2 separate regions of the Homo sapiens genome follow, and region 2 is linked to region 1. Evidence: chromatin loops called from intact Hi-C (ENCODE). Cell type or tissue: PC-3. All regions are shown on one strand. Links, peaks and the distances in the headings refer to the core of each region. The heading gives the core; the rest is flanking DNA. Region 1 holds the start of DIRC3-AS1 (DIRC3 antisense RNA 1). Region 2 overlaps DIRC3 (disrupted in renal carcinoma 3).

Evidence for each region. A loop is a pair of places that touch in the nucleus more often than their neighbours do. Peaks named below come from ENCODE experiments on the same cell type or tissue, not always from the same donor. Only the 100,000 strongest peaks of a DNase experiment are listed, where the experiment ranks them.
Region 2: a loop joins it to region 1, with 6 times the contacts of the local background. A loop is called at or near these places in 2 of 110 quality-filtered maps.

The regions. Positions count from the first base shown.
Region 1 is chr2:217,280,555-217,285,934 of GRCh38, forward strand. DIRC3-AS1 (DIRC3 antisense RNA 1) reads left to right here and starts at 2,179. Exons shown (of 6, transcript NR_133642.1): 1 at 2,179-2,255. DIRC3 (disrupted in renal carcinoma 3) reads right to left here. Exons shown (of 13, transcript NR_186301.1): 13 at 3,465-4,309. In PC-3, for the core only: no CTCF peak of the experiment used is centred there; a DNase peak (open chromatin) is centred at 2,197; H3K27ac peaks cover 2,055 bases.
Region 2 is chr2:217,364,448-217,369,827 of GRCh38, forward strand. All of the region lies in intron 8 of DIRC3 (disrupted in renal carcinoma 3), which reads right to left. Among named protein-coding and RNA genes, the nearest start is that of DIRC3-AS1, 84 kb to the left of the region's middle. In PC-3, for the core only: no CTCF peak of the experiment used is centred there; DNase peaks (open chromatin) are centred at 2,714 and 3,244; H3K27ac peaks cover 3,019 bases.

The DNA.
Region 1 (5,380 bases), core at 140-5,139:
CTTCAAAAAACAAAGGTAGACATAGATGGAATGTGCAACAGTGAATCAAAAACCATGTAAAACTGACCTACCTGAGGACATAATTTTTTGTTCTCTTCTTACCCTCATATGCTGTTACAAAGAAGAGGACTGGAGGGTTTGAATGGTGTCTTCCAAACAAGACATCCTTGTCTTTGAAATATTAAATGCTAATAAAATTGGCACTTGATATGGCCTGGAATTGAGATAAAGAAAATGGGTAGGCCAGGCATGGTGGCTCATGCCTGTAATCCCAGCACTTTGGGAGGCCAAGGCAGGGAGATCTTGAGGTCAGGAGATCGAGACCATCCTGACCAACATGGTGAAACCCTGTCTCTACTAAAAATACAAAAATTAGCTGGGCGTGGTGGCACATGCCTGTAATTCCAGCTACTCAGGAGGCTGAGGCAGGAGAATCACTTGAACCAGGGAGTCAGAGGTTGCAGTGAGCTGAGATCGTGCCACTGTACTCCAGTCTGGGGACAGAGCGAGACTCTATCTCAAAAAAAAAAAAAAAAAAGAAAGAAAGAAAATAGGTTAAAGTAACATGAATAAGAACCTTTTTCATAGAAAGGATTGGAAAGGTGAGAATGAGTTTCTGAAGGACTACGTGGAGTTTCTCTTCCTGGAGCCACCTTATGGCAGTCTGTTGTGCCCAGGAGTAAGGCCTTCCTGGCACCTGTGAATCCAACTTGGCATTTCTGCCTCCTGGAACCCCAACAGAGTCTTGGAGGCAGGCTTCTGGCCCGGCATTTCCACTACGTGCTTGCATGCATCTTTGTTTCGAAGGGAGGATTGGTGGGTGGGGTGCTGTAGTCTGGGAGACAGTGGGTGGTAAGAGTTTCCAGGAGGACAGAGACAGACTGATTGGCCCAGCTAGTTAGGGTGCATGGTGTTAATGAGGCCAGGTCATATCCCGGTCTCCCACCACACCCAGCCAGCAGTCTCCTTTCAGGGGTCACAAATTTCACTCTTCCCCAGAAAGGAAGCGCCAAGGGAGAGGGTGGGGATAACTCCATGCAAAACCATCTTCTCTGCTGAAAGAAGAATCCTGCTGGTGGATGGTTCTTGGCCTCTTCCTTACATATATCATCTCTCATTCATTCAGGACATGAACACATAGGACACTGCATCCGTTAGTTTTGGCTGGTTAACAACCTTCCCCAAAAACTGATGGGTTAAATCAATCACTGTTTATTTAATTGACAATCCTTTGGGTCAGCTGAGTAGTTCTTCTGGTTTAGGACTTCTCAACTGATCATTCCCCCACTTGCTTATGCATTTGCAGACAGCTGGAGAGTCTGCAGGGGGCTGGATGACTTAGGATGGTCCCACTCACACAGTCTAGCAATTGCTTAGTTGTCAGTCAGGGTAATGTGGGACATAGGACTTTGTGTCTCTTATTCTCCAGTAAGCCAGCTTAACTTTCTTCCCATGCTTTGGTGGCAGAAGACCTAAGGGCAGCAAGAGAAGGCAAACTCCCATGCATATTGGCCTCTAAAAGTTACAAAAATAGGCCAGCGGCGGTGGCTCATGCCTGTAATCCCAGCACTTTGGGAGGCCGAGGCAGGCGGGATCATGAGGTCAAGAGATGGAGACCACCCTGGCCAACATGGTGAAACCCCATCTCTACTAAAAATACAAAAACTAGCTGGGCGTGGTGGCAGGCACCTGTAGTCCCAGCTACTCGGGAGGCTGAGGCAGGAGAATCACTTGAACCTCGGAGTCGGAGGTTGCAGTGAGCTGAGTTTGCACCACTGCACTCCAGCCTGGCAACAGAGTGAGACTCCATGTCAAACAAAACAAAACAAAACAAACTTACAAAAATATTGGCTTAGACTTATTCTAGAAACAGAAGTGATAAGATGGTATTAATACATTTTACACAAATGGTGGTTATTTTAATGCAGATGCTATACTCAATGCTTTACACATATTATCTCATTTAATCTCATGAGGTAGGCTGTAAGCATCTGGTCCAAATTCACTCTGCTATAAAGTGGAAGAGCCAATATTCAAACTCCAAACTTAAACCACTATCACACACAATCACAACTCATAAATTTTAGGAATTGCATGCCTGTTCCAACCATGACACCATTGTTCAAAACTCCACCTAAATTCCTGTTGTCAAATCCACAGAGTCTTGGCAACACAGAGGCCACTGGACAGAGGCATAACCTTGCGTGGCAGCTGCACGGGAATTGGATTTGGCTCAGGTGTTTCAGATGACTAAGGTGAGTGATCAAGCTATATATTTTTGGATGACAACCAAAGTGTAATGAGAAAGAAAGATGATTCAGTTGTGTAGATTGTAAAGTTTTGTGTACCATTTCATCTTTGTAGTATTGGAATTGGGATTTTTAGCTCTTGTTCATAGAGCCAATGCTGCTTAGTCTTTCTGAGACATCAGGCAAATTCTCTTTTTCCATGTTTCAGATTTCTCCTCTGTATAATAAGGGGCTTAGGTTCTACGGTTTCTAAAAGATCCTTCCAGTCCTAGAAATCTCTGATCCTACAATATATTACCCCTTAGAAATGATTATTTTAACGAAAAAGAATGTAAATTTCTCATCTTCAAAATAAAGACATGCCTTTTCCACTACCCCCACTCTCCCACTTTATGACATGGAGGAGATTGAGAAGATGCTGTTTAGTGACAGACCAGATTCCTTTGGAGACCAGGGAGTTGGGGGGAGTACAAATATCATATTCAGGACAGAAATTCAGACTTCAATGCTGCAAGTCTTGCCTCTCAACTCTCCATGCACTATCAATTTTATTATTTATCTACTGACTTTCCTGAGTAGGAAAGAGATCAGGTCAAGTAGCATACAATATCCTTCTTATTCCCCTGCGGATGTCTGAGGCTTCTTTCCCCTTTGGTCCAATCTGATTTGTATGTCTTCTGGGTTAATACCCCCAGAGTGCTCTAGGCTGCTTTCTGCCTAAATGTCACATAAATCAAAGTGTGTAATCTTGCAAGGGTGAGGAGTGGTGGAGAGTCAGCCAGGATCGAGATGCTAAGGACAGACTGAGCCATCCCATTTCCCCACTTCCCAGACCTTGTTCTTGCCCTCCTGCAAAGCCTTAGGAAGGCCTCATGGGGGGAGCTTGAACTCATTCCCACGCACTCCTGATGGTTCCAGCTACTCAACCTTTTACTAAATGGCTCTGCACAGCTGTTTCTAGTTACGTGTCTATTTACGTTGTTGGTGTACGTGTGCTTGTGTACCATGTGTGCATCTTATCCCCTCAGTTCCCCAGCTACCCGAGGCCTCCAGTGAATCCACATGATGTCATTTGGAATCCCAAGTGGAGGCAATCACAAAGCAACATAATGTTCAAATTCAGCAAGCATTTACAAAGGTTGTATGCATCTTCTTTGTCATTCATAAAGGCAAGGGAAGTTAGAATTCAGGAAATAAGATGCAAAGACTCATGAATGTCTTCAGATTCCAAAAGAGTAAATTTTACTATTGGAGTACAGTTAGATTGTAATCCTCTTGAAACAGATACTTTTTCCTTTCTTAATCACCTAGATGACAAATGTAAGACTTACCCCTGACTTGGTCCATTGATTTGTTCATTCACTAATTCAACAACATTTACTAAGTTTCTCCATGTACACTGGACTGCTCAAAGCTCTATAGGAGATACAGTAATGTGCTTTGCTGCCTCTGAATGGAGCAGTGTCCCTCCCAGCCTATGGGCATGGCTAAATTTTAGAAGGATTCTTCTGCTTGTCTTCAACTTCAAAGATCAGCCTGAACACGGAGTGAAATCACCAGTGTTCCTGGCAGGAAGAGACCCTGTTCCACACCCAACACATCATCCTAATAGTAGGCTTTTGACACAGTCCTATTAAATAATGAAGCATGTCTCTGTCTAAGTTTATATAATCAGTACTTCATAATTCAGAAACTTTGCCTCTCAGAGGTCGATCAGCAAGCTCAGTGAGTTCCTATAAACCAGTTTGAAAGGAATTACTGTCTGGAGGCATACTCCCCATTCTGCCTGCCATGGTTGCCAAATGGTGGCTTTTCTAATTTTTTCATTCCTTTCTGCATTTATTAATTGACTTTCTAATATAAGGAAGAGCTTTCTTTTCCTCCTACTCATTTAGTTAAATCAGATTTTTCTGATTTAACTAATAGGCTATAATCCTTTATTATTACAAATTTATTTTGATGTCCACGATGTCCCAGAGTTGGCCAGTAGAAGCGCCCACAATCTGGCTTCCGTATCCTTTTGAAATGTCTCCATCATTCTTTGGGAACATTCTTAATTTCTGAAAAAAAAAAATATATTTCAGGTTCATCTTTTACTTTCTCTCCCTTAGCTACAGAATCAGTCATTTTTTTTTCAAAGAGCCCTAATTCCTTTTAGTAGAGAATAGTATTTAAAAACCAAGATCGGGAAGCCAGGTGGTCTCGCTGCACTGCAATTCCTTGGTTTTAGGCCCTCTAAGAATACACAGCTAGGAAATAGATTTATGTACACACACACACACACACACACACACACACACCTGCATCCACATACATCTCAATATTTATATCCACATAGGTCGATCTCTTTTTGTAGCTATCTAGATAGTATATGCCATGAGTTCTCACTGAAAGCTCCAATTCCAATCCAACACCACTGAAGTGTTGCTAACATTTCCCCTCACCATGTTTGTAACTACCTTCTCTTATAAGGTGAACACTGGCTGCCATCTTCTATAATATATTTACTTATTTGCTCAATACTAGAATTCACACAGAATAGTTTCAGAATTGCTATCCTGTGCCTCTATGAAAAGCAAGCCTCCCTCCACAGAACCAATGATTGTTTAGAATTTTATTCTTTGGCCCGAGCACATCTTGTCAAAGAATACATGAGTTAGTTAGTTCTTTCTTTAGCATCAGGTTAGTTTTTCTTTAGCACCAGCCTTATTTCCCCTCTTCAACATCGCTTTGAGACATGCCCTGAATCTTTGTTTTAGCCATCTCCAAAATAAGCTAAAGCCTCATTTTTGGTGCTCTGGTGCTGCTGCTGGAGCCAACACATGTCTCTCTGGAACACCAAGTAAATATTCAATGCATGTTTGCTCACTCCGCCTTCCTGTGAAGCTAATCCAACAAATAGATGACAGAAATATCTTCATTTCCACAAATGCACTTGTGAGCTTATAATAAGAGTCTTATCTCCCAGGGCTATCCACATTCCCATGGCTTCCCCATTCCCCATGTTTAGATACCAAAATCCTTCTTCACTTTTAGACAAGTCTTAATTCATCTTCCCTATAAAGGCTTCGTAATACCTCTTTACCTAAACATAGAGCCTAGCCCCACAAATGCCGTGTTCATAGATTTAG
Region 2 (5,380 bases), core at 184-5,183, 84 kb after region 1:
CACCACCATCATCATCTTCACCATCAACACCATCTTCATCATCACCCACCTCTTAGTGAACATTTATTAAAAGCTTGTTGGATACTTGGCATCTTTTGAGTGCTTTACATACATTATTTCAGTCCTCACATCATCTTTCATGAGACAGGACTGTTATTAGCCATATCCTACAGGTCAGGAGAATGGGAGGAATTTCTCCTCACACTCTAAAAAGGGGTGGTAAAGAGAAGAAAACTAACCTTTTCCAAGGTCTAATTTTAGCCTCTACAAGTTAGAAAGCAAATGCTCAGAAGATTTCAGCTTCCATTTAGACTTCCCAATTTTTCCTTCCTCTCAAAGAATAAATGAATTAATGCTAATATATGGAAATTCCAAAGGAAGAGAGAAGAGGAAAGTGGCTTTTAGGAAAAAACAAAATTAGACTGGTTTCTGCAGTAAATTTGGGAAGATCCCGACTACAGTGATTTGAACCCTTGCTTGTGCTCCTGTCTTGGGATGTCTTTGCTTGTCTAGCTTCAGAAGACTTCTGGAAAACCCCCACCTATTCATGGAATGCTCTACTCTATCCCACCTTCATATACCTGAGACCCCTTAGGAAGGTATTCTCCTGAGTGAAACTCAGTGCACTTGAACCCTCTATGGGTGGTAGAGTGGGAGGGAAGGGGGCCTTGCAGGCAAGGCTTTGGGTCAATTTCTGCAAAGTGCTGCCAACAGCAACTATCCACTTAGCCTAACAGGGCCCAGGAGGGGTGATATTGAATCTCTGCTCTTTCCTGTACCTTGAGTTGTATTACAATAGGTCTGTTGAGCTTTCCTAGTAAGTATCCCACACCAGAGGGATGGTAGTTATGTCGTTTGATGCTGGAGGAAGGTGAGAAGGGAGAAAAAATAGTACTGTAAAAGCAAACTAGAAAAATTAGAACTGGGAAATTTCTACAAGGGAAACATAAAATATCATTAAATCAATTTAGATTCTTCTGGGAAGAGGTGTATTTGAGGGGGTGGATCGGGATGCTAATAAACAGTGCATACTGGAAGTTTCCAAAGGAGCAGAAACCAGACTCCTTCCAAGGACTGGGGTGATGCATTTAGAGAAATAACACCCTGGGATTGTCATAGGCAGCCCTGCCATATTCACAGCGAGGCATAGTGCCAGAATCCATGTATTTTCAAATCAATTCTCAAATCCTCTGAATTATCAAGCATTTTATTTGCCTTTAGAGTAGACTCGCTTTATACACCATAAACATTTCATTCAGGCATTAAGTTCTGGGCTCTGCCTCTCGTTTACTTAGCCCTACTCCTGCAAAGGCAGCTGACTTTCTGTCCACTTTCTTTGACTGAGCCTAGTGCAGTTAAGATAGGATCTCCAGTTGCTTGGAGCTAACAACATCTTTTTATATATTACTTACCCTTTAATTCCTGCTGAGGTTTCAATGCAGATGCCCTGATGCTATAGGCACAATAATGTCCTCAGAGATGGCTTCATCCCCGAACCTGTGACTGTTACCTTACACATCAAAAGGACTTTGTAGCTGTGTTTAAGGATCTTGAGATGAAGAGGATTACCCTAGATTATCCAGATGGGCCCAATGTAATCACAAAAATCCCCAAAAGATGGAAGAGTAAAGCAGAAGAGACAGAGAAGGTAATGTGATGATTTTTTTCACAGAGGTCAAGCTTCACCTCCTCGGAGAAGCCTATCTTGTCTTTCCTTGTGAAATCAGTTGTCTTATTTGTAGCCTCTTTGCATTATCTACCACAATCACCACCACAACTGTGGGATGAGTGTGTGATTATTCTATTAATGTCTGTGTCCTTCACTAACTCATGAAGGCAGGGACTGAGCCAGATTTTGCTTCCTTCTGAATTCCCAGCACACAGCAGGTACTCAATAAATATTTGTTGAATAAATGAGCAAATGAAAGGGTGAGCAGAATCTAACCCCCCTACGGTTCTGAGTATTCTTTAGTGTGGGTGGAAACACAGCAGTCCATGAGGCACCCCACTGACCGGTTCTTTGCTTCTTGTTTTTGTATCTTGCTCAGACCAGAATATTTATCTTTACATATGGTCTTAATACATTTCTGCTGAGAGAACAGCAGTATCTGTGACTCCAATCAATGGCTCAAGGAGTTTGCAAGGATGGAAATTTTCCTTTTTCTATGTTATGATTTGTATTCAGATTATTCTGATTTAACTCTTGACCCAGCAGCCCCACCGGTGTACAATGATCTCTGTTGTTAGACTGGAGATCTCCCGCAGCTTTTCTCTTCTCTGAGTGTGAAAGACCATCCACTTATTCAAAGACCAAGATCCAGAGCCCAGTTTTGCAATACCCCAGGGGGATCCCATTTTCAAATAATCAGAACAAACTCTATTGAAAATCACTTCAACCTTAGTGCACCCCTGCATTTATTTTTAAAGGAAGTTGTGAGTGAAGTTACAAAAAATAAACAAGAGCAGTAAATACTAAAATGGCAGCTACACTTGATCCAGACAGTTATTGCATACCAACTACGAGTGAAGCCCTGAAATAAGGTTGGGAGGCACTGTCTTTTGTTGGCACACTCTTATTTCCCTTATGTCTCTGAGCACAAGTTCACTTTGACCCTCACAACTTGCCTGGGAGAGCGACAAGGTATTAATCTCTTTAAGTGCTGAAGTCACAGGTAATTACTCACTCTGTTTATCTGGGTGCTTCATCTTTGTCTTCCTGTGCTCCTCATGCTGTCTGACACATAGTAGGCCTGGAGGCGTATTTTTGAAGGAACAAATGAATGCCTGGCTTCTTTCTAAAGGGAGATTTTTAAATTGATTTGCCCAACATTACTCAGTAAGCAAAGGGCCTTCGATGTGCAGCCTGCTGACCTAATCCCAAGTCCAGCATTCCTTCCTCTCTGCTGTCCATGAAAGAACTCCTAGGCAGGAAGGATGAGGGACAGTGGGGACACACACCATATGAATGTCAGGTATATGACGGGAAGTTTAAGTATAATCAGACAAGGAAAAGTAGCACAGAAGAAAGCAAGCTTTGAGTTTACCCAGTCAAACAGCAGGAAGAATGTAGCTGGACAATAAAGACAAATAATCCAGCAGTGATGCCTGGAACCTTCCCCTTTCCCCAGCTGTAGGCCCCAAAACCAAGTGAGTCAGGCACACCGCTGACATGGCAGCCAGTCCAACCGGGGCATTTCATAGCCCTCGGGATGTTTAAAGAAGCAAAACACTCGGAGGATATGAATTCCTGCCCCATTAAAGAAAGTTTATTTTACAATATTTAACATTTCTTTATTAAAGGTGAACAGGCAGGATATAAGCTCTATAAACTTTCCAAGGAGAAGACATTGCTGGCATTCCAAGTGAAGAAATCATTGCCCTGTAGGAGAACCAAGGCTTGCCTATTTCACTTTACAGGTGCCACACATGGCATATTTTTCTTACAGGATTGTAATGCAGATGGATGAGCTTTTGGACATTAAAATTGTAACTGGATTTTTCTTGCCACCTCATTACTGTGCCATTTAAGGAAGAAGCTCATGGTTAATTCTCAGGGTAGGCTTGCCCAAAGCATCCCTTGTATTATGGGCAGGGCCTTGTCCTCAAATTGTACTACATAAGATGTCAGCTGGGGCCTCCCTGCCCTTCAGAGATAAGCCTTCCTCCAAGATTTCAGGGCCTGGGGTATGAGTGCCAATGGAGGTTGTTGATCAAGCCCCCTTCTCTTCCCACCTGACTCTATCAGCACCAGGACCAGCTCACAAGTAGGAATGTGGACATATGAGGGTCCGGACACTCAATTTCTATCCACATCCCCACAAACAAAGCTCCTCGGTGGAGTGGTCCACCATCCGGAGGAAGAACCTAGGTGAGAGTCCTGCACAGGCCTAGAAAGCCAGATTGGAACCATCTGGACAGGGGATGCCAATGGCCCATGAACCTGGCAGGGCATGAGTTCCAGATGCACACACCACCAGACTGAGCACATTCCTAACCCCATGGAAAGGGACATCCTGAGGACAGCCAGAGAGAAGCCCTCTGAGGTACTTGGCCCAAGTTGCCTGGATCTGGGCTTGTGCTAATCATGTTTAGGTAAAGTTGATTTAAACTCCCCACAAAGTCCAAAGCTCCTGTGTAACATCTGTCATTGTCTTGGGGCTTGCGTCCTAACAGTCTTCTCCCCTGGTTCACCTCTGGCTGCGTCCTACTTGCTTCACTCCACACCAACCCAAACTTGAAATGTCACTGCTTCACAATTTCTTAGAAAAAAAAATTCTCATACCTAGCATTTTATTTTTAGTTCACTCTACTGAAGACTTGGATGTTGAAAAGCTCCTTTTATCTCTGCATCCTTCTCTCTCCAAGGAATGAAGAAAATCCCATTTCTATTGTCATAGAAAGAGTCTAGAGACCATCTTTTAGGGTCTGAATTTTTTGTTGGGATCTTACTCTCCAAATAGAATGGTTTATCAAGGCTTAAGAAAGATTTTGGGAAGCAAAATGTTCTCCTTATTCACATATGTCCGATTGTGCACAAACACATACATCACTTCCACTCTCTTCTTGGTGGAAGAGAAACTAATACAAGGAGTCAGCGGATGCATACTAATGGTGGAACAATAGGCTAAAGTTCCCTGGGCTACATATTCGTTTGTCCTAAGTCCTGGTTGTTGAGTCTTCTTCATTTTGAGATCTGGGCTGGAGGAGAAATCCCTCCCTGGAACACACTGCCCTTGCAAAAGAAGGAAATGAGCTGTGTAACCTGATGATGTTTTTGAAAGTTTCTGCTCAGATGTAGCCCACGTAACTTTTGCTCACTTTCCATTGGCAAATGCAAGTCATATAGCAAAAGCCGATCTATGGGATGTGTGTGTATAATTCTCTTAAATACATGGAGGTTAACTGAGTGGGGACAGTAATGGTACAATACCCATCGAATAGTAACCTCCTTATCATCCTTCAAGAAGCAGCTAAAAATGTCATCTCTTCAGTATCATTCCATGGAAACATCTATCTCCCTGTTCTGTTCTACAGCATTACAACATTGAGACTTTCAGGACAATGTGCTGATTCCCCTACTACTTAGTGAGCCCTTTGAGGGCAGTGATAGTCTCTTATTTTATTCTATCTTCCCGTTACTTAGAACAGTCCCTGGAGCCTAGTACATTGTGCTATTATTGCTTACTTAGGGGAAAAAAAGGTGGTGCAATAATGCATGGAATCAGTCTTGAAATCCAAGGAATATTAAGAGAAAGTTATAAAGGAGGAGATGGAGAAAGACCAAAAACTGACTTTTGCACTTTTAAGTTGAGCTGTGTGTGTGTATATATATAATAGATATACAAGAAATATAGATGAGGCAGCTGCATTTATAAGCCTA